Linked DNA regions of Homo sapiens: region 2 is linked to region 1. Evidence: read pairs that join two places in POLR2A ChIA-PET (ENCODE). Cell type or tissue: Caco-2. All regions are shown on one strand. Links, peaks and the distances in the headings refer to the core of each region. The heading gives the core; the rest is flanking DNA. Region 1 overlaps LINC00379 (long intergenic non-protein coding RNA 379). Region 2 holds the start of LOC105370313 (a long non-coding RNA gene).

What was found. ChIA-PET counts read pairs that join two places held together with the same protein. Peaks named below come from ENCODE experiments on the same cell type or tissue, not always from the same donor. Only the 100,000 strongest peaks of a DNase experiment are listed, where the experiment ranks them.
Region 2: POLR2A ChIA-PET joins it to region 1 with 6 read pairs; 3 of 35 experiments call an interaction of 5 or more read pairs at or near these places.

The regions. Positions count from the first base shown.
Region 1 is chr13:91,149,889-91,162,193 of GRCh38, reverse strand. The region is part of intron 2 of LINC00379 (long intergenic non-protein coding RNA 379); the gene reads left to right. Among named protein-coding and RNA genes, the nearest start is that of LINC00379, 56 kb to the left of the region's middle. In Caco-2, for the core only: a CTCF peak has its summit at 3,986; DNase peaks (open chromatin) are centred at 6,473, 7,051 and 7,463; H3K4me3 peaks cover 831 bases.
Region 2 is chr13:91,230,423-91,242,727 of GRCh38, reverse strand. It overlaps LOC105370313 (a long non-coding RNA gene), which reads right to left and starts at 1,087. Exons shown (of 3, transcript XR_931641.2): 1 at 1,017-1,087. In Caco-2, for the core only: no CTCF peak of the experiment used is centred there; no DNase peak of the experiment used is centred there.

The sequences.
Region 1 (12,305 bases), core at 3,399-8,398:
CTCTAGGTCTCAGCTGTGACTTCCTCTGCAGAAGACTTCCCAGAGCCCAAACCCATTTCCCACTCCCATTCCCCTGCCCACCACCTGCCTCTGCTCATATCCCAGATGGTTCAGCTGTCTTTTCCCATATCTGGTGTTTACTGAACTTACCCTCATCCTTCCCCTCAATTACATTATTATTTCCTGTTGACTTATCTTCCACTAGAGTGTAAGCCTAACTTTTCCCCCTCTTTGAACTGTGTCTATCACTGTGCATACTGTGTATATTCAACAAATATTTGCTCAGAGAATACTTTTGTTCTTCACCATGAGAGAAGAAATTGAGTATAATGATGGAAACTTTCAGAGGTGCATAGTAAAATATGATTACAGTTGTGATTGCTCTATCATATGCCTCACGCACATGAATGAATGGAATAACCCTCTACACAGCTTTCCAGTGAGAGCCATTCCAATTGCATTTTTCTGTCAATTTAGGCAATATTATTCAACTATACAAAAAAATAATGAGTCATTCTCTGCAAATTATACCCCCACTGTAGATAGATTAGATGGATTGGTTTGAGTATGTCACACGACTTTCTTAACTTCTGACATTCAGTCTAGCCTTTCCATGCCTGTTGCAGCTACCAGCATAGCTTGGACCTTTATAGACCTCTGCAGAACTAGTTTTTAAATTGTGAAAAGGTAGCTTTGCTCCCTGTCACTTCATCCACTCTCTGCCACACATTGCAGCTGCTTCAAACCTCCCCCAGCATAGAGGTGACCATGTCACTCTTTTAACCAACAACCTATAGTGAGTGACTCTCCCTTTCATGTTCGTCTTATTGGCAGTGAATAAAAAGTTATCCAACTTACCTTCGATTTTAAATTTTGCCCTCTTCTTTATTTTTTTAATCAAGGTGCAATTCACATAACATAAAACTTACCAGTTTGAAGTTAACAATTCAGTGGCATTTGGTACAGTCACATGTTGTTCAACCACCTGTCTCTAGTTGCAAAACATTTTCATCACCCCGAAAGGAAAACCATACTTACTGAGCAGTTACTCCCTGTGTTAGCCTGTTTTTGCTTTGCTATGAAGAAATACCTGAGGCTGGGTAATTTATAAAGAAAAGAGGTTTAATTGGCTCATGGTTCTGCAGGCTGTGTAAGAAGCATGGTGCCAGCATCTCCTTCTGGTGAGGCCTCAGGAAGCTTTCACTCATGGTGGAAGGTGAAGGGGGATCAGGCACATCACAAGTTGGGAGCAGGAGGAAGAGAGAGAAGCAGGAGATCCCAGACTCTTTTAAATAACCAGATGTCCCATGAACTCAGAGCGAGAACTCACTCATCACCACCGGGATGTTGCTAAGGCATTCATGAGGGATATGCCCCCATGACCTGAACACCTCCCACCAGGCCCCATCTCCAACACTGTGGATTACATTTCAACATGAGATTTGGAGGGGACAGACATCCAAACTTTATCACTCCCCATTTACTCCTCCCCAGCCACTGACAATCACCAATATGTTTTCTCTCTCTATGGATTTATCTATTCTAGATATTTCATATAGATGAAATTATACAGTTTTGACTGTTTAAGTCATTATGCAGGTCAAATTATTGACCTTTGTCTGACTTTTTGATGCAGGGCATAATGTTTCCAGTTTTACTGATGTATCAGTAACTTCATTTCTTTTTATGGCCAAACAATATTCCACTACATAGATATGCCACATTTTGTTTAAACATTCATCCATTGATCGACATTTAGGTCATTTCCACTTTTTGGCTATTGTGAATAGAGCTGGTATGAACATGCATGTACATGTATTTGAGTACTTGCTTTGTATCTTTTGCATATATAAGTAGGAATGGGATTGCTGGGTCATAGGGCAATTCTACGTTTACTTTTTTGAGAAACCACCAAGCTACTTTTTTAACAACAACTCAAAGGTTTTACATTCCCTCCAGCAATGTACAAGGGTGCCAATTTCTCCACATTCTTGCCAACATATATTTATTTTTATAGCCATTTTAGTGGGTATGAAGTGGCATGTCATTTCGGTTTTAATTTGCATTTATTTAATGGCTAATGATCTTGAGCATCTTTTTATGTACCTTGGAGAGATATTTATTTAACTCCTTTCCCTTTTTTTTTTGTTATTGAACTCTAAGTGATTTGTATATTCTAGATACCAGACTTTTGTCCGATATATTATTTACAAATATTTCCCTGCCTTCCGTAGGTTCTTTTCACTTTCTTATTAATGTCCTTTGATTCACAAAAGTCTTTAATTTTGCTGTAGTCCAATTTATCTATTTGTTGTTCATGCGTATGTTGTCATATCTAAGAATCCATTGTCAAATCCAATGCTTTGAAGATTTGCTCCTACATTTTCTTCTATGTGTTTGATAGCTGTCAGCTTTTGTATTTAGGTCATTGATCTATTTTAATTTTTGTAAATGGTGTGTAGTTGTGGTTTTTCTCTTTTAAAAATATCATCTGTCACTCAGGCAAACAGAAATAAAATTATTTCAAATAAATTCCTGTTTCTGAGCCTTTCTTATTTCTTCTGTCTACACTGACCTTCCTTACTCTCATCCTTACCTGAGCTAGTATTACCAATTATTCAATGTTGCACAAACACCAACTCTACCTTATGTTTTATCTTAATCTCCTGTATCCGTTTTCCATTTCCCATCTCATCAAAATTATAAGTAATTTGTCTTTTCTCTGAACCCCCATGACCTCTCTTATGGCACTCCATCATATATTCATGTATTCATTTATCCAAACAATTACCTACACATTCAAATATTCAAAAAATAATTATTGAACACCTGTTCTGCTAAGCTCCGTACCCTTTTCAAATTCTGTTATATGTGTTGTGTTTGTGAAGATATCTTCTTTCTCCTACTGCTGTGAAAGTTTCGAAACATAGAAATACCATCTCATTGATCTCTGCATCTCTCACAGTTCTCAGCTCAGCAAACTGAGTGAATTAATGAACGCAGAAATACTAGCATTTTCTAAACTTTCTACCACTGTCGATGTAGACAACTGCCTCTAAATCCTTGACCTTGACATATCTTCAGCTAACGTGAAGTATAGATCTCAGCCAAAGCTGGGGAAGTTTGTAGCAGTACTCTTTCTCCAAACTTATCAAATTTACTGCACCATCTCTCCTTTGACCCACTACGCATCCTTTCTTCATAAATAGAATTTTCAGTTTCTCTGGGGTGGGAATTGTCGCATCAAGATAACCATCAGCTATTTCCTGGCAGTGAAACCAAAAGAATACAGGACTACTTCAACTTGCTTATAAATTTTATATAAATGTTTGTGCCAGACTCATTTGAAGTTTTAGTAAAGCCATTTAACAAAATCCCAATATAAGAAGTGTTTCATACATTTTTAACTATTTCTTTCCCAAATATTCCTTATATGAAGACAAGAGGAAGTCTTGTTATTGTGTATGTGTGCCTGCGTGTGTGTATGTGTGAGATATGCTTCTTCTACCTCATTCATTATAAACAGGTTTTCAAAATTTTTCTAGTCTTGAAGCAATGAAAATGGCCATGGTGAATACAGGATTGATAGCTTCTAACAGAACATCTGACATTTTAATCACATCCAATGTTGAGTAAAGACAAATTGTTGGATATTTTCTAGGTCTAGACTTTGATTACTTATTTTCTCCAAGCTACAAAATAATCCTAAATTAACAAATTTCTGAATTTAAATACTATTTCCTACACAGTACTGGTTAAAAAAAAAATCTATTATTTAAAAATGAGAAAAGATAGTGTGGCAGGTATTCTGTAAATAAATTCAGTTGGTGTGCTAAAAAATAATAATAAGACCCAAGAACCATGATTCATTTAAATACTTCATTCAACGTAATTTGAAGTAAAATCCTGATGACGGCATTTCTAATTAGGTGGTTATTTTCCATTTCTCTTGTTTCCCAATGTTAAGTTCCCAAAATACTTGCTGATTTTAAGTAATGCATTAGATGGCACTATTCACATAGTTTAGAACGGCAGCCACTGCAGTCGTTTTCAATGCACAGACCCAAATATGCACCTTCTTTTTGGATTTTACACCTTTCCATCTCTGTCTCTAACTGTTAGTTTCCTGGCCTCTTTTTATGCCTTTGGTGCAACTAGGGAAAAAAAATTAAAACAAAAAACTTATATAGGAAAGTTAGTAATTATGGATATCCCATGACAGACATAAGAGCAGATTCTGTGTCTTTTGAATCTTTATAGCTTACTTAAGCAATAAGGAAATATGGAAGATCATAGCTGTTTCTCATTCATGGCTATTTAATGGTTCACAGAAATACACATCGCTATCTTTTGCTAATACAGTGCCAGCCATGCTCGCTTAAAAGTAATGGGATGACTTTGTTATTAAGAAAATGTTCAGATTTGAGTCACATTCTTCATTAAAAATTGTTACTAATTTAGAAGTCTTATTAGATTTTACTATTTTTTCCTTATTATTTCCTCTTTTGCCTTTTCATAGATTTTGACCATTTGGCTTTTTAAAAGAAAACCTCTATTCTAACCCTCCTTATGTTTCTATTTATTTTTATCCTCAAATCCAATAAGGATAATTTGGCAGGTCGAAGCCTGACTTAACTCCATTGGAGCAGAGTCCACATGGACCAGATGTCAAATAATTTAATATATCCTAGAGCCATCAGGGAAATATCTCAAAAGCCTAAATCAAGATGCCTTTTAGCATCAGGGCATAGCTTTCTTTTCGAAATTTAGCTTGGAAAAATAAATCCTCAAGTCACTGTTTTTCTTCAAGTAGCTGAATGGCCTACCCTCTCCAATTTCCACCACCCAGTAAAATCTGTTTTCCAGTTTTCCAGAAACCCTGGGACCTCTTGACCCAGGAAGGTATGATGCCATATGTTAAATCCACTTAGACTAAATTTAGAAGCATCTTTTCCCCTTCCCCAAGTGAGATCAAGCATTCTTTGAGGAGAGGCTAAGCATTGCTTCCGGAACTAAGGGTTGCAAGGTCAGAGGAATAAAGGGGGCTTTGTAATACCTGAGATTTAACCCTTCTTATTCCTTCCAAATACACCACAGATTTTGGATATATATAATGATAAACTTTCAAATGAATAAAATCTTTTTTGGGGGAATGAGCATTGAAAATATATTTGTTAAATGAATGCCATCTGATGGAATAATAATGTAGATCCAATTAGAGTTACACAATTCTTTCTCACATAAAAACAGAAGCTCATAATTTCTATTATCCTATGTTATCGATGAGAAAATTGAAAAACAGAAAGACACACTTCAAGTTCACAGATCTAAGACTCATTCATACTCATCTTCTGATTCCTGATTTAGTATACTTTTAATCAAACTTGGAAATCTCAACTAAATTCTATGTTATTTTTCTGTTTAGCAGTCTACATTATGGATGTCTCACTTAAACATTGGCTTAAATTTGTCTTAATTTATTAACTCAGGGCAAAGCTATAGGTTATTCCCTTTTCTGGTCAGGAAACAATTATTGGAATAGCTAGAAAGTCTCCACTTACTTCTTGGCTAGCTAAATTGCCCTATTACTCCTAAGTTAATCTGAATACTTTTAGGAGCCATGTTCTTCTGGGTTTAAGGATTTTTGAAAGGGTGAAGAGTGTTTTAGAGAATTTATCTCTTAAAGGAAAACTGAAACAGAGAAATGACCTTTAAGTGAGAGTTTTCATGAAAAGACAAACAAAAATTTAGGAAATTGTGATAGACTACATTTGCTTTTTAATACCCACCATATGTCTGATTTTATTCAGGGACTAGAGGAGTGGGTTAGTGCTTATTTTCACAGATTGTATAAATAACAGGCCTGCTATTGCTTCTTTCTTCTAGGTGATAACATTTTGGGTTGTACTGAAGTGCTAGGAAAAAAAACTTAAAACCATCACTAATTATTAATAGAGACAGTCCACTTTTAGGTCTTTGGTTTTTCTGTAATGCCGTGGACTGTGAGCTTTTACATTGGGGGTTGTTTTACCAACCAGAGATAAAGGCGATTGCCCTCAGGCATTTCAATATTAATATTTCATTTCTTGTTGTTTATTTTTCTCTCTGATTTTTTCAGGTTTTGCTTAATGATCTATACATCTAAAAGTAAGTTTTAAAATAAGGGTCCAGTAACATCTTTTTTTAATATATATTTTTACTTTTGTATCTATTCCTTTTTAGGACACCAAACACCAACTTTCCTACTTTCCTTTTCCTGTGTGTCAGTGGTAGGAGGGTAAGTAGATCTTGCTTACTCCCATGCCCACAGGAAAGGAAGCACTAACATTTGCAGAGTGCTCTCTGGGTCCAGGCACTGTGCTAACCTGTTACATATGTGGTGGTATAATATTTCAAAGTGCTAATTGTCCGGTAGAACTGCCAATTCTCCCAGCTTGGCGGCTAAATGGAAAAGCAACATGGCCGTGGGGACGATTTACGGTGGGGAACAAAGTTCTTTAGCTTTTAAGTTCAAAGGGCACCATCTGGGTATGACACAGGGAAATTTCTGAAAAGGAATGCAGTCAGGGAGAACAGGTTTTTCTTCCTAGTTTGAGACTAAAGAGATAAAGGAGCCTGGAGTTTGCAACCAAGCTATCCCCAAAGTCATTCAGTTCTAAAAACACTGGAATTGATGTTACTTTCTGCTTCCCTTCCTTGAAATATGTCTGTGGCTTCTTCATTTCAGAGGCCACCAAGAATCAGCAGTTTCTCAAAGGATAGCAGATTGAGGTTACTTCTTTGGGATTTGTAACAAAAACGGAACAATCGAGCACAATGGACTGTTACAGAAGGATTCATTAAACATTTTAGTGGACAAGTTTGCAGATACTGCTCTTTGGTAGTAGACATAAATCTCCCTATTCTTCCTCATTTCTAAGTTAATAACAAACAGGTCTTGCCTCAGCCTTACCCTTCTTGCTGCTGCTTCTGTTGGGTTTCAGAGGGCTTGCAGACTTCTGCAATGACTTCATCTGTAAGTATTTTCTAGCCTTTGTGGCAAATCTTTGTAAGTTCCCCATTTTCTTTAAGCCCATCCCTGGGGCCTCCTCATTGGCCACTGGCTTTCTGTCTCTCACTTGCGTTTCTCTTCTCTGTATCTTTGTCCTAACGTATCCAGTATCTGAAGCACACTAACACTACTCTGAGTTATCTTTTTTTCCCCACGAGTTTTTGTCAATATGCAGAATGAAAAGAGCTATTCATTTCCTTTAGAAAATTGTCATTTTGTAATAAAAAGTTTGACTTCTGGTAGTGAAAAATTTAGCATACCAATAGGAGGAATCATCTCCATTTCCTCCTTCTCCAGAAAATAAATAAGCCACACCCCTTTCTAGTTACTTCCTCAGTTTCTAATTGTAAAGCATCCCCGAAGCAACCATGCTCAGAACAGCAGTGACTAGCAGCTGCTGGAATTACAGAAGGGAGACAAAAGCTTTCAACCCTCTACTGCACGTGGTATGTTGGCTACTTCAGCAGTGTGGCCACTGTGAGAGAGCTGGGCTAGATGTTTGGGTTTTAGGTTCGTGCATAGCTCCTTGTACAGATGTCACTTCAGACAAAATCATTTGTCTTAATTCTTCATCTGCAAGACAGATTTCTACTACCACTGAGTTAGGATAAAATGCGATGAAATATATACAAACATTCAAGATAAACATGCTTTTATAATGCAGAGTAGTGGTGGTGTTCTTTGGAGATAAGGTGATAAAAAATTCACTGTCTTTTGTTAAAGACGAATAGACTCAAAATATATGTACTGTTTAGATAGGATTTTTTTTAAGATTAGATTTCAATGCAAATCTGTTTTGAAGATTAGTACAATCTGAACTGTTTTGGACATCTTTGTTTTGTAAATTATTTAAATGAAACAATTTTTGTAAAGCTGAGCAAATTATGCCACTTATAAGTCAGATTTTTTTCTTTTATTTTAACATAACAGCGAGGCAAATTAAAAGTCGTTGTGCAGAGTGAATACAAAGAACAATGACTGAGATTCTTGCTACTTAATAAGAATTGTTTAGTTCCAGACTTTAGAAAAAGTTATCACTTTTTATATTTGCTGGTGGCAATCAAATGCAAGGAAAAAACAGTTTTGAAGAAAAAAACCAAATAAATATTTCAAAGGCTATGCAGATCTATTTTCATTTTCACAGATGGAAATACTGCAAAGTTGATTATAGTATATTTATTTTATTCAGAACAATCTCAGTTGGATCTTTCCTTCTGTACAAAAAAATGTAATTTAGATGAAAAAGTGTGCTTTCATGTCACATTGATGTCCTATGTGGCCGGCATTTCAAAATTGATAGATGATATACATAATCTTTTCTACTTTGTTAAAAACAATACTCAAATTTTAAGTTTGTTTCTCTTCAATTGCTGTGATATGGCAGGGAAAGAGTAGAAGATTTGGTCAGGAATTAAGGCTGAAAGATTGATGTAGTCCAGATAGTTGCAACATGAGAAAGCAAGAGGGAAATAGGTGACTGCAAAAATACCATCTTGCATTGCTGAAGGAAGATGATGGAAAGTGGAAGAAAACCTAATTTGCCTCAGAAATGCAAAGCCATCTCAGGACTCCATTAACTACATTCCTGGGATGAGATTCAGAAGTATCACATCTCTCATTTCACCATCCCCTTCCAACATTTGCTCAACTCTGATGGAATTTTAAAGCTACATGCATCATCAGGTCAATATTTCAACCTGGAATTTTACATCTGGTTAAAGACACAGCACTCCCTTCCTTTCACTTTGTACCATGCACTTGGTGTCTTTTTGTAAGCATTTCTGTCTCCTGCACAGGACTAAGAATAACTTTGAGGTAAGGGAAATCTCCCTCTCTCTATTGCTAAGTGTATCTCTAGCAGGACTTACCACAGTACTATGCTTTTAATTAAATTTAAGAAATAAAATATATCCAGTTTACATAGTGTTTGTTTACTGATCAAAAACTACAATACATCTTTACAACAAATAGAATAATACTTATCCTAGGACCAATTAGGCAGAAGCCTACATAGACAACTGAAAAAATGTGAAAATTTCAGAAAAATAAATACTACTATTAAAAGAAAAATTTTGCCTGAGAAATGCAAGAAGAAAGTATTTGCATATGGCAGAAATAGACAGGTTTCTCCATTTGCCCCTGACTCTCTGTTCCCATGTCTATTCTCCGCCTTGGTCTGTTTTCTAGGAATGCAGCTTCTGTGAACATTCACTTACAGGGTTCTTCATGATTGTATGTTTCTATTTTTCTGGGATAAATGCTCAAGAGTATATGATTGCTGGGTTGTATGGTAAGAGCATTTTTGGTTTCATACATTAGTTCCACTTTTAGCTCCCAGATAGCTTTGTAAATACTATCTTTACAACTCTTCAAATTGGCCATCACTTTCCTGTTGAGATGGAAAGACTGAAATTAGAGAAAAACAAAATGTTGGAAATATAAGAAATTTCTAAATTATGTAGAATATGTTTAGTCACGCACTCTTTGCATATAAATATATGTACCTTCTTTGTCTTACATTCAACTGCAAACATGGGACAAGAAAGATGGACAAAGAATAATAATTGTCTTCCACCTGTCAGAGGAAATCCAAGATAACATTATTTTCTGAAATAGATCAGCAGAAGTTTAATTTGGCTCTGGTTATATCTACTAGCTATTGTCTTCCATAAGGCTGTGTGTACTCTTCATAATAAAAAATAAACTGGAAACATCAAAAAGTTACAAAGCTCAAATTAACACTAAAAATGAGAATCACCCACATATATCTGAATGTGTAGTAGCAGGACTGTATCTCACATTGCCCGAACACAACAATTGCATAAGTTGTCACAAAGGGCAGAGAAAATATCTTTTGTCTGAAGTATAATTGTGAGGTACAGGATGCTCTGAGCCTCTCCCCAAATCAGAGTGCCTCATGTCACTAATGATTCAGTTATTAATGCATTCTAAAAATATTTCTTGGCCACCTACTGTGTAAAATGCATGTACAGGAAGACAAGCTATAATTCTATGCTCCAAGTTAATTCTCTGAGGACAGCAAGTCCTCAGGAATTGCTTGGGATAGCATTCAAACACTAGTAAACATAATAGCAAACTTGAACAGAGGAACTCTGAGTTTTAATAGCTGCATAATATGCATAACAAAACAATGGAATCAGATAAACTCACCCCAAAATAAAAATCTTGACTTTATAAAGTATTGGAGATGATCATAAAGATAAGTGTTGTTTTATTGATTTTATTTTTTTCTCATTGTCCTTATTGTGCAAATGACACAAACCTAGATTCAAAATTGTTAGATTTTGTAACACTGAAATTTCTGCTCTACAAGTACAAAAATCATGTATTTTTCAAATAAAATCAGAAGCTCGACATGCTTTGTTGTATAAAAGGGTAGTGTAGATAAGGAAACAGCTCAAAGAAGAAAAATAGATACAGATTCTCTTGTTACTCTCCAGGATGCACAGGAATGGAAAGTGGGCAGGAATTGAAAGACCTTGGACAAATTCTGCCTCTAGCATATTCCCACTGTGTGTAACCTTGGTAAATAAATCACCGTCTAGATTCTCCTATCCTCCTCTATCTTTCTCTTTCAAAAAATTAAATAAAAATGGCAGGATAATAATGCCTGCTTTCACAAAGTAATTATAATACTTACTTCACCGGAGTGCTGAGGTAGTAAAAATATAGTAGGAAAGCACTATTTAATAAATGCTTACACACCTATGCGAACAAATAGTATGATTTCATACAAACAAGTGCTGAAATTCAAATAGTCATTCTTCTTCCTCCCAGTTTTCCATTGTTTAAAATTTTTGGAAATCCTCCTATGACATGTTATTATTAAGATCAGTTTCTCAGTCTCATAAGAGCATCATTCCCATTATGTTACAGCCGTGTGTCCTGTTTGGTCAGACAACCCTTTCTTCTTCCTTGGCTTAATAACCTACTTTATTCATCACATGGCATCAAAATTACCTTTGAGTTTTCTTTTCAAAATGGTGAATCAAGTCATCAAAGAAGGGACCATTCACCATGAGTGAAGGTATCTAAAAGAGTTTGTCTCAAGCTTTTAAGTAGATTCTGTAGTTTAAATAATATATACTTACAGAAAGCTGCATAAATTAGGTGTAAAGCTTGATCAGTTTTCACAAAACGAACACATTGGCTAACTATAACCTAGGTCAGGAAATAGAGCATCACTGGCAGCTTAGTAGCCTCCTTTTTGACCTCTTGTAGTCATTAACAATTCCCTATCTGCCCAAAGGTAATTACTATCCTGATATCCATCTATACAATTTATGGAGATAAAGTTGTTATCTACAGGATGACAAAATATGTACATTGTGTCATATTCACTTAAAATTAATAATTACCCACATCATTACATATATCTGTAGTCAATTTTCATGTGTTAATACATTGAATAAATATTATGAATATGTCATTATTATTCATTCTGATGTCTTGATGATGATTTGAGAGAAATATTAACCAGTTTCAGGCTATTTCAAATAGTGTGGCTGTAAACATCTTTGTATATGTGTTTTGGTGAACATAAATATTTCTGTTGAGTGTATTCTTACGAGTGGAATTACTACATCCATGGATACGTATGATTTCCATTTAATTAGATACTGCCAGTTTTCAAAAGTAATGAAACCAATTTAGACTCCCACTGCTATTATATAAAATTCTGATTTCATTTTTTTAGGGAATATTACTTAATTTCTAGACATAAGGTGATTTTATAGTGATTTTGCTGTTATTAATTTCTAGTTTTTTATAGTCAGTGAAGAAATTCTCTCTGATTAAAATCCTTTGACATTTGTTGCAGCTTACTTTATAGACTTGCATATGGTCAGTTTTTGATAACTACTCAACATTTCCTTGATGTATTAGTCAATTTTCACACTGCTATAAAGAACTACCTGAGACTGGGTAATTTATTAAAAAAAGAGGTTTAATTGACTCAGTTCTGCATGGCTGGGGAAGCCTCAGGAAACTTAAAATCATGGCGGAAGGTGAAGGGGAAGCAAGGCACATCTTACCATGGTGGCAGGAGAGAGAGAGAGAGAGAGAGAGACAGAGAGAGAGAGAGAGAGAGAACGGGAAGGTGCTGCACTTTTAAACCATCAGATCTCATGAGAACCCACTCACTATCATGAGAAAGCAAGGGGGAAATCCACCCCCATGAGCCAATCACCTCCCACTAGGCCCCTCCCCTGACATGTAGGGATTACAATTCAAC
Region 2 (12,305 bases), core at 4,649-9,648, 79 kb before region 1:
ACTAAAAGGTGGTTCTTACAGTGGAGGGAAGGTATTTAGGGTGGATAGAGCCAAAGCAAACTTGTGTGGTTGCATTTCACACTGGCTTTGCCCTTAATATATATTTTTTTCTAATTAGACTCTAATATTTAGTCACCTAGGTTCAAAGCAATGCCATTATTTTTGTTGCTGTTGTTCTTGTTTTTGAGATGGAGTCTTGCTCTGTTGCCCAGGCTGGAGTGCAGTGGCGCGATCTCGGCTCACTGCAAGCTCGGCCTCCCGGGTTCACGCCATTCTACTGCCTCAGCCTCCTGAGTAGCTGGGACTACAGACACCCGCCACCACGCCTGGCTATTTTTTTTTTTTAGTAGAGACGGGGTTTCGCTGTGTTAGCCAGGATGGTCTCAATCTCCTAACCTCGTAATCCACCCGCCTGAGCCTCCCAGAGTGCTGGGATTACAGGCGTGAGCCACCGCGCCAGAGCAATGCCATTATTTTTAAGTCAGTCCTTCTACAAGTCATTGAGTCTGATTAATGATGCCTTCAAATATTTCTTACATTTCCATTTCTTCTACTTGCTCCTTATATTAAAACTTTGTCTTCTGGTAATTGGTTTGCTGTTGCAAACACTTCCTTGGCCATTACCCAGGCCATTTCTGTGCATCAGACTGGTCTTACCCAAACCTTTCACTCCTCGTGGCATTTCCTTGCTCGTACCTTCTCTGCCCAGGACTCTATCTTGCCTAGAACTTTGAGTCTTTTGGTCTGTCTCGATTCATGTATGAGGAAACTGAAGTCAATGCAGTGCACTTGTTAGAGCAGCAAACAGGGCCAAAGGAAGGCCTAGAACAAGATCTCCTGATTTAGCTCAGTGTTTTTCTCCATTACACTATTCATACTTCTCACAATGGCTTCAAGGCTTTTCTCATTTATTTCTAGCCTTACCCCTCCACCTTTGCTGTCTTTACTCCTCATTGTGAATCATCCACTCCAGGCAGCCCCATTTCCCATCTGTCCTGTGAATGTGTCAGACTTACCTTATTCCACCCAGTGGATGCCCTCTTTTCTCCTTTGCCTTTCTAATGATGGTGTTTATGCTTGCCTGTCACTCTACCAACACAGATTTCTTCTTTCTCTGAATTCTGCCAGCATTCACTGTTTGTATCACTCATTAAAACATAAAGTTTACAAACCACCTTATTTGGTTGTAAATGTTTCATGGGTGCCTGTCTTATTTTCCAAGAAGATTATACATTCCCAGACGATATCCATGGTTTCCCTTTTATTTGTCGCCAGCTCTATGCCTTGTACAGCATAAATAAATAATATATTGAACTAAATTGGTCTTAGTGTTCTGCACTGTTTACAGATTAAATCATGAACATTTACTGAGGGCCTATTAGGTATTAGTCAGGGGATAAATCTCTCCTCAAAAGGAGCCCACACTCTAATGGGGAATTTAGGCAAGTGAATTGCTCCAAAGTTGTATGATAAACACATTGTGTGGAGAGTTTTGAGGTTATGCTACTCCAAATACCAATCCAATTATTACAGAAAAGTGAGATGTCATGGCTGGTCTTGCTCTTGGCATGGCTTTTCTCCAGATGAGACTGATGATTCATGCAGGGATTTTATCCATGCTACATGTTACATTAGTTCCATGCTGTAGACAGTTGAACACACTCAGAGAACTAAAATATATTGCAGCAAAGCCACATTTTAAGGACTTTGCTGTAGCGTGGATTCAATTATTCTGGGTAAATAACCTATCTGATTAGATGCCCTACTGTATTTTCATTTGCAAAGTTCTCTGATCCAGATCCAGTTAATTAAAAATCGATTTTCAACCTGATCTTTTTCATTTTAAACAAATATGCCCTTACCATCTTGTGAACAATTTAAAGTTTGGAATGTTGGCCCTTCAGAAACATGTTGAACTTCATTATAATAAATTATGTTGCTTTGACACTGGCTACAAATGACAACAAATCTTTTTCACATAATACTTTCTAAAAAAGCAAAATAAATAAATAAATAAATAAATATAAATGAGAAAGACTGAAAAGTCCAGTTGACAAATTGCAACCGGTCTGCACTAGGATAATTTAGTACATCATTCAGTATCACTGAAATGTAAAGGAGCTTTGTTAGGATTTAAAAAATTGAGGACTTGGATTCCTACCCAGTTGCAGTAACACAGGGTAGCATTGTTAGTTCTGATTCAAGTGCAACTGATCAAAAGGTTATTGAATATTCCTTGTCTCTCTGCCAACTCTGAATGTCTTCTCCCTGACTGGAATATTTGGATCCTGTTGTTCATTAATGCTTATCTTACATTCCACTCACTATCATTATCTACCTTTCTCAGTAATTAGCTAATTATATTTTGAGATAATTAGTTTAATGAAAGTGTGGGAAGTATGCAGTAAGAATCTAAGTGATACTGTCATGACCTCTACATGTAGATTAAGCAAAAAGTAAGGGACACAAAATATACAAAAATAAGGAACACTTACAATATTATGCAAGTTCAAACGATGGTGTGTACTTTAGTGAAATATCTCAGATAAACTCTAGTCTCCTTTTTGTTTCTATGACTCCTTGAGAGTATATAATGGTCCATTGCATGTTAGAGATATGAAATTATTGTTTCAAGCCATTAAGGCAGCTTTTTGGCCCTATAGTGGTAATTTATGTGTTTTGTTTATGGATTTCTCAAATACAAATAAAGAAATGCAGGAATTTAGGAAAATGAAGTGAAATAAGATGAGTAAAGTAGTTTTCTTAGTAGAGGCAACATAGCCACACTTGTAGAACTCTATTCTTTAAAAAAGAGCATATTAAAAAAAAAGAGCAAGTTGAAAGTAAAACTAAATGCTTATTTATTACCTTGTGATCTATTTATTTGTAGCTGTGTATGTATGAATTTATGTATGTATGTCCTTGAATGTGGCACTTTGCAGTTTGCTATGGAAGAAAAAAAGAATATTAGACACGATTTCCATCTATAAGGAGGTTATTCCTCCTTAATGGCAGTTATGAGAACGTACCTCTCAGTTCCCCAACTCTGGGGGTATTGAGTATGACTGACTGTGTTAGTCCATTCTCTCACTGCTACGAAGAAATACCCGAGACTAGGTAATATATAAAGGAAAGATGTTTAATTGACTCACAGTTCCACATTCCAGGGGAGGCCTCAGGAAACTTACAATCATGGTGGAAAGCAAAGGAAAAGCAGGCTTCTTCTTCGCAGGGCGGCAGGAAGGAGTGAATGCAAACAGGGGAAATGCCAGACGCTTATAAAACCATTAGGTCTCATGAGAACTCACTATCACGAGAACAGCATGGAGGAAACTGCCTCCATGATCCTATTATCTCCATCTAGTCCCACCCTTGACACATGGGGATTATGGGGATTACAACTTGAGGTAAGATTTGGGTGGGGACACAAAGCCAAACCATATTACTGACCAAGGACCTCTGCTGTTGTGCTTTGAAGGCCATCATTGCCACATTTGCACTGTGCATAAGGAAAATGATACACTTATCACAGCCTTCCAAGCTACACTTAAATTCTCTACACTTCCTAGTGACTGTTCTCAGCCGATAACTGAGTACAGTTGAGATACTAAAACAGCTTATTCCCAGAAAACATGAGACTCCTAAGATAGCCCAATTTGGATTACGGACTCTCCATGAATATTACTGGACCTTCCTCTGACTGCATCACAGTCTAAGATGATTCCACCCAAGCTTCCTTCCCACTCTTCTTCCTTCGGGATCAGACTTGCATTGTATGTGAATAGTTCTTCCAGCCTCCCCTGGCTTGCCCCTTATTTTCCTGTGCAGGCACATTTTCCCCAGTAAAAATCCTCACTTGCTTAATCTTGTCTTGACATATTATCTTGGAGGACACAGACTAACATGCTAGATGAAGAAATCAAATATTACTCAGGAAAAAATTAAAAACAACATTATCAGTAAGTACAAAAGAAGAGGAAATGGACAACACAGTGGAAGAGGTCACAAAATGACATAAAGTACTTGATTCAGATAGGTAAAAAGGGGCTGATATAGAAATTATAATGCATAACATATTTTGGGAATGGTAGGCATCCTAATTGAATGGAATACGGAAGAACTGAGGATATGTTGGAAAGGTTTATTGAAGTCAGATTATGGAGGAACTTGAATACCATGCTGAAGAATTTGGCTGGTCTTTTTTCTCTACATTTCTTTTGAAAATGTGGCAGCAGTGGAGCTCCAAGGATTTGAGAATGCTGGACACCAGCTGGCATTTTCTTTCTCAGACTATCAGTATAGAGGCAGGACTAATGTCTAGTGGAGTTCAGCAGCCCAGGAAGAAAGCTGTGAAAAGGAATTTTAACTCTGGACTGGGATTTGCAATCCTAACCCCTTTGTAGTTTCCCAGTGAGCTAAAAACATAACTACACATGCGTGCAACAGATTGCTTTTGAGAATCAGATTTCAGTTCTGCACAAGAACAAGCAAAGGAGCTTCTTTCACTTCTTTCTTCTAGAAATGTGGTAACAATGAGCAGTTATGGGGCTAGAGTTGAAAGGTTTTGATTGGCAATCCAAAATAGGGTTTGTTTGGCAATGAATGTGCTTAAAAAATGCAGAAATTTAACATTAAAATATAATTTTATGACCGTCCTTGAATAATGAGTTTATGTGAACAAATTTTTATTCTTGCATGGTCACAAAACTAGATTTGAGTAGCAATCCCTCTGTTTAGATAGGGTAAGCATTCTTTGGTGCACCACAATCCCCGCTCAACCCTATCGTCTAACATCTGTTTCATGTTGTAAATCTATAGTCCTGTCCAGTGTTTGTAATTTTTGAGTGTATGACCCCAATCTAAACCTACACTTAAACTTCCGCTTTTTAGATCCTCCCACATTAGAGTGGAAGCCTCATACCAGCTCAGTCACATGGGCAGGGTGTTTTGATTTTGGGCAATTACTTTGTGTATATGAGTTAAAACAGCTGAAATGCATTGGATGCCAGGGAAATTTGCTGTGAGATTTTCTTGTTGATCAAGACATAGAAGGCTAACATTTTCTACTAAGCTCCAAGAGGAATGAATTGACGATCATGGCAACTGAGCTTCCATGCAATGATTGTTGAGAACAATGGCTGGGGAGTCTCGCTCCAAGGAATAACCTGAATACTTTCTTCCTCTACAGGTGCTGAGGAACATCAAGCATTACCTGAAAACAAGTGCTCTCAAACTATTCAATGTTATCACGTTATATGTCTATGTTATGTGAGAGCTTGCATAATCTTCCTCTAAAGGTTCAAAAACTTTTATTTAAAGACCACAGGAGCCACCCACTCTGTGTCTCAAACCACGAGGCTCATACTTGATTTCTGTAGTCATGGCACCTACCTTACAGATCCATAGATTGGAAATCAGCAAACTTTTTCTATGAAGTAGCAGATAATAAACATTTCCAGTTTTGTGGGCCATACAATCTTTGTCACAACTATTCAACTTGGCCCTTATAGTGTGAAAGCATTCATAGACATTATGTAAATGAAGGAGCGTGGTTGTGTTCCAATAAAACTTTATTTACAAAAACAGGCCGTGGATAGGATTTGGCCTGCAAATATAGTTTGCCAACACTGCCACGGAGCATAAGGAAAAGGATACACTTATCACAGCCTTCCAAGCTACAGTTAAATTCTCCAAGAATTTAGGAAGTGTTAAAACTCCAGCCACCACTCCATGTATTCCAGGTCCCTTCCCTCTCTGGTTAAAATGTAAGCTTCTCCATATTTCTACAATCTGCTTCCAAGAAAACTCTCATTTTTTTCTTCCTAACTTGCTCATGAACTCTCTAAGAATTTTGTCCTTCCTAAGCCTCTGTAGTTTCTTGGCCTTACCAAAAGCCTGGTTCTCCCCCTGAGTACACCACCTCTATAGCCTGTGTAAGTGAATGGAACATCCGGAACCTGGACTTTCAGGTCATTGACCCACTCATGCTCCAATAGTTGAGCTCTGGCGACTCCTGACAACCTCCTCTGACATTTCCATTGCCTATATTATTTCCACATTTCTATCTGCAGTCTTGACAAGAATTTCAACTTGTTTATCCTACTGCATGACTGATATCCTTTTAGAGACCTAACAAAGAACCCAAACTTAGTATTTCCAGAACAGAATTTATTATTGCTGCCCCTAAATCTGCTCCATCTTTGTCTTTTCGCCTCTGAAAATGACTTCACTTGACCCTCATTGCCTTAGTCCCAAGCTTATCTTGTTCTCTTTTTCTTATCTCCCACCTCCAAGTCATGAAAGCATATTCCAGCTCTCACCTTGTCATTGTCACTCTTTAGACTATTCTACCTTCCTCTCTTCCCTGGATCACTGGAATGACTACCAGCAACCTGATATCCCTGAGGCCTACTGTTCACAGTCTACACAAAGCAGCCAGAATTGACTTCGAAAGCACGAAGTAGATCACTCCTCCATTTTAATCTTCTGACATGAAAAAAAAAAAAAAGGAGCAAACTCCATGTATTTTTCTATTAGGCTGTACACAATATGGCCTGTGTCACTTGGATGTCATTCTTGTTTATTTTATTTTATTTATTTATTTATTTTTTTGAGATGGAGTCTTACTGGTCTCCCAGGCTGGAGTGCAATGGTGCAGTCTCGGCTCACTGCAACCTCTGCTTCCTGGGTTCAAGTGATTCTTCTGCCTCAGACTCCCGAGTAGCTGGGATTACAGGCACCCGCCACCACGTTCGGCCAATTTTTGTATTTTTAGTAGTGATGGGGTTTCACCATGTCAGAAAGGCTATTCTCGATCTCCCGACCTCAAGTGATCTCCTGCCTCGGCCTCCCAAAGTGCTGGGATTACAGGCGTGAGCCACCGAGCCTGGCCGCATGTCATTCTTAATCACTCTTCTCCGTGTTTGCTCCCCGTAGTGCCATGGGCCTTCTCTCCATTCTAAGCTCATTCTCAACTTAGTGCATCTGCACTTTTGCTCTGTCATCTTTCCAAATTGTTTTTCCCTTCATGTTTCAAAGCAGAATATTCCTTGTCATTCAGATTTTAACTTAAATGGAGTCTCCCAGAGATCCTGATCCCTCAATAGAAAGTAGGCACCCTGTCCTTCTGTATCCCTTCACCGTGGTTTAATTTTCTCTGTGGTATTCATCACGCTCTTCGCCATTTTATCTATGTTTCTTTTATGGCTCCTCCGGTAGAATGTGAGCTTCAAAGGAACAATAATTGTCTGCTTATTCAATTACGTTGGGTCCTTAGTCATCACCCCTTCTAGTTTTCTCTCCTTGGTTTTGGTTGTAAATTATCTTGATGATCATTTCAGCAACTTTCCTGCCAATTGTTCAGGCCTCTTTCTTTTCATCACACCGTTCTGCCAAGTCGTCATCCCTGGATAATCTAACTTCTACCCACTCTGTGCCACTAGTCTGCCTGATAAGACTTGCTGTAGAAAATTACATAACCAAGATTGGTACCATTATAAATTAACAGTCATCACTTCCCCTGGGCTCTCATTGTTTCCTTGCATTCTTAATATATTTCCCAATTGGCTCATGTTGGTGTGCATCACAACAGTTATTTCAAATCTCCACCCCTTCACTCTCACCAAATGACCTCACCCCGATTCCATTTAAACAAAGTCCCAAGAGAGGTGCTTTTACACCTTCCACTACCAAACCTACAAATCTTCCTTTCTTCCTTCCCTCCTGTCATACTGGCAGAGGTGGTTCTTTCTTGGATGTAGCTGCACTTTTATTTTTGCTTTGGACACTATCCTTTCCCCTCTTTCAGGATCTTGCCCTGTTAGTTATTTTCTGCTCTGTATCAGACACTTCCCCCTCTTACTGGCCCTTCCTCACTCATTGTTCTTGATAGGTTGAATTCATTTTCAGTTCCTGGCCTCCATCAACCTTACTGTCTTTCTCGCTCTTTCCTTTTTCTCCCTCTTATGGGATTTCTAGCAGCTTCCTCTGCTTGCATCATTCCCTCTTCTGTTCCTCAGTGCCCCTTCCCCTCATATCATATGGCTGATTCCCTTTCCTGCAGATTTTAGCTTAGATGCCAATTCTTCAAAGTGGTGTTTTCTTTCTGCAGACTATATTAGGGCCCTTATTATTGCTTCTATCACATTTTTATTTTCCTTTTTAAACCCCCATCATAGTTGTAATTATTTGTTTAATATCAGTTTTCCTTGATCAGGGAATGAATGCTCCATGAGGGAAGGGACTGTGAGTATCTTGTTCGCCACCCGATATTTGTACCTGACACAGCACTGGTATTCACGCAGTGGCTATTTTTTGGATGAATGAATACAAGAAAAAGGAAAGGGAGGAGAAAGAATGACAAAGGAAAAGGAAGAACAACCAAAAGAAAAGCACACCCAAAAGCCTGAAGTTGATAAGACTGTATCTATTTCATACTTCCTTTCACTAGAGTCACCCTATGGCTCCCAATAGATGGGAGGCCCTGGCCTTCCTATCAGGTAGGTGGTCCAGTCTCACTTCATTACCCATATGGGTGATAAGCATTCTAAGGTAGCTCCAAGCTCCTCCAGCCTGATGTGCTTAATACTGCATCTCCTAGTATTGTTGCCCAATGAGTCTGATGTGTACTCAGACCTCCATGAGGGTGGATTTGGTGTGGGGATAGGGAGAAGTATGTTGTGCTCCTCTTAGTGGTCATGACCCCTAACAAGGAAGTTTTGGGTGGAGGGGAGAGATAAAAGTTTGTAGGGGTAGACTAGGCTAATAGGAGGATATTGCAATGATGAAAAACGAGGTGATAAGGATCTATGTTAGAGCAGTGAGAACTCTGGCTTTATACTGCTAATCATGTGTATACTACTGAATATTAACACACAGCTTAAAAATCACTAAAAACAGAAGACTAATTCAAACAGTTGTGTTCTTGTGTGTTTCCGCCTAGGGAGATTAGGCTAAGAAATTAATAAAATAAAAATAAAAAGCTAATTTGAACATGTCAAATTGGGTTAGTGAATAACAAGTACCTTGTTTTAAACAAAGGAGGACGTATTCAAAATATCAGATTACTGTTTTAATTAGTAAGTAGGGTTAAAAGAAAAAAAGAGAGAAAAGAAACAAAAAAATCCCTTTAGAATTCAATTATAGAATCTTCTTAGATAAATGCTATGTGAATTTGATTTTCCTTTTATAATCTTTACCGTGTCACATAAAGAGTAGCAGATGACATAAGCAGATGGACTTGTGTTATCTGCTACTGCTTAAAACCTTCTCTAACATTTTTTTGGCCATATTCGTAAACATAGGGTATGGTAGAACTAACTTACATCTGTTTAAAATCCTTAGTAACTTCTGTTAAAATTTATTTTAGTAAGTTATAACATGGCAAGGCTTTTCTTTTTTTATTATGGACAATATTCTATCCATTTTAGAAATAAAGTCTGAGGTATATTTCAATACTTCTAGATAACTATAAGTTTGAAAAAGGAAATGTGCCTTTGCTTGAGCTTTCATATGGGTGAGCATTCCTAAGGAAATCATTGATTTTGGATGGCAGTTTCAATTCATGGAGGAAAAGGGAGAAAGAGATGGAGATTCTTGTTTTAATTCATAATTTCTACAGCTTTTCACAATTTTCAAAGCATTTTAGTACCATCAATTTCATTCTTTACCTAGGTGTGGCATTTTGATAAGTAATATGTTTTTCAAATGAGCAGAAAACAAACCACTCTCTGTTTACATTACCTTCATTAACTTTATCTGAGAAAAGAATGCAACAATCACCACTCCTTACTTGGTAAGAATTTGCCTGATCATAGTTAAAGCAACCACAGGGAATTTCTTGAGCATTGTACCCAGGAAATGTCACACAGAGTCTTAAGAAATCTTAAATAATTAACCTTAATGAAAGGGATAGGTTAATGCTTTTGTAGTTATTGTTCAGGTTATGACCAAATTCAAATCTAATGAAATTTATGTTTACTCCAGTTAATTTTTAAAGAAAATTATTTCTTAAAACAGGACCTGTAATAAATGTAGTTAGTTGTAGAACTAAACAGCAGTAAGAAATATACTTTCTGAAATAATAGTCATAACTTTCAAGTTCTGATTATATGACTAGTTTTCTTTATTTTAGAACGAATCTGATGACTTTCTAAAATTGTCTTAAAAAGCAAGATTTAAAAACTAGAAGCTGAAAGCCTCAAAGAAGCTCCAGGTCAGATGTAGTTAAACACAGAAAATGTGTTAGTGAAGTATACATTCACTTTCAGGCAAATACTCTTAAAAGAGTTTCCTTAGCAGGAATCATTGAGGAAGGACAATTCCTTCAGTTGTGTCTGGATTGTTGCAGCAGGTCACTGATTTCAGACGGACTTTATGGAGTCCTAGAGTCCCATAGAATTCCCTGAGAGACTGTCAGTGGGTAGCAAGGAGATGAGAGGGGGTGGGCTACTTGGAAGATATCCTAAAGCATGTAGTCGAAACACAAATCCAAGAAAGTAACCACATAACCCACATTGACTCGGTACTTTTTTTTGTTCTGGCAGATACCTAGTCAGAACAGAAAGAAATAAAATAATGATAATAAGAATAATATCATGAATAATTTTTGTGGAGAGCTTACTAGGTCTTAGGTACTAGAATAAATATCTTACGTATATTAATACATGTAATTTTCACCTCATCCTCACTAGGTGGCTAATATTATTATTATCCGCATTTGTGTTTGAGGAAACTGAGGCAGAAAGTAATGAAATACCTTGTTCAAAATTTATCCAGGCAGCAAGTGGTAGAGTCCAGATTGAGGCTGACTCTAAGCTTCCCTGAACTTCCCCCTTCTAAAGAGCAGCTCTGCCTTTATATTTGATTTATTGAGGTTTCACCTAAGATGTTTTATTTATTTATTTATTTATTATTATTTTTTTTTATTATACTTTAAGTTTTAGGGTACATGTGCACAATGTGCAGGTTTGCTACATATGTATACATGTGCCATGTTGGTGTGCTGCACCCATTAACTCGTCATTTACATTAGGTATATCTCCTAATGCTATCCCTCCCCCCTCCCCCCACCCCAAAACAGGCCCCAGGGTGTGATGTTCCCCTTCCTGTGTCCAAGTGTTCTCATTGTTCAATTCCCACCTATGAGTGAGAACATGCGGTGTTTGGTTTTTTGTCCTTGCGGTAGTTTGCTGAGAATGATGGTTTCCAGCTTCATCCATGTCCCTACAAAGGACATGAATTCATCATATTTTATGGCTGCATAGTATTCCATAGTGTATATGTGCCACATTTTCTTAATCCAGTCTATCATTGTTGGACATTTGGGTTGGTTCCAAGTCTTTGCTATTGTGAACAGTGCCACAATAAACATACATGTGCATGTGTCTTTATAGCAGCATGATTTTTACTCCTTTGGGTATATACCCAGTAATGGGATGGCTGGGTCAAATGGTATTTCTAGTTCTAGATCCCACTGACTTCAAGCTACCAATGACTTTCCTCACAGAATTGGAAAAAACTCCTTGAAAGTTCATATGGAACCAAGAAAGAGCCCGCACGGCCAAGCCAATCCTAAGCCAAAAGAACAAAGCTGGAGGCATCACCCTACCTGACTTCAAACTATACTACAAGGCTGCAGTAACCAAAACAGCATGGTACTGGTACCAAAACAGAGATATAGACCAGTGGAACAGAACAGAGCCCTCAGAAATAATGCCACACATCTACAACTATCTGATCTTTGACAAACCTGACAAAAACAAGAAATGGGGAAAGGATTCCCTATTTAATAAATGGTGCTGGGAAAACTGGCTAGCCATATGTAGAAAGCTGAAACTGGACCCCTTCCTTAAACCTTATACAAAAATTAACTCAAGATGGATTAAAGATTTAAATGTTAGACCTAAAACCATAAAAACCATAGAAGAAAACCTAGGCAATACCATTCAGGATATAGGCATGGGCAAGGACTTCATGTCTAAAACACCAAAAGCAATGGCAACAAAAGCCAAAATTGACAAATGGGATCGAATTAAACTAAAGAGCTTCTGCACAGCAAAAGAAACTACCATCAGAGTGAACAGGCAACCTACAGAATGGGAGAAAATTTTTGCAATCTACTCATCTGACAAAGGGCTAATACCCAGAATCTACAAAGAACTCAAACAAATTTACAAGAAAAAAGCAAACAACCCCATCAAAAAGTGGGTGACGGATATGAACAGATACTTCTCAAAAGAAGACATTTATGCAGCCAAAAGACACATGAAAAAATGCTCATTATCACTGGCCATCAGAGAAATGCA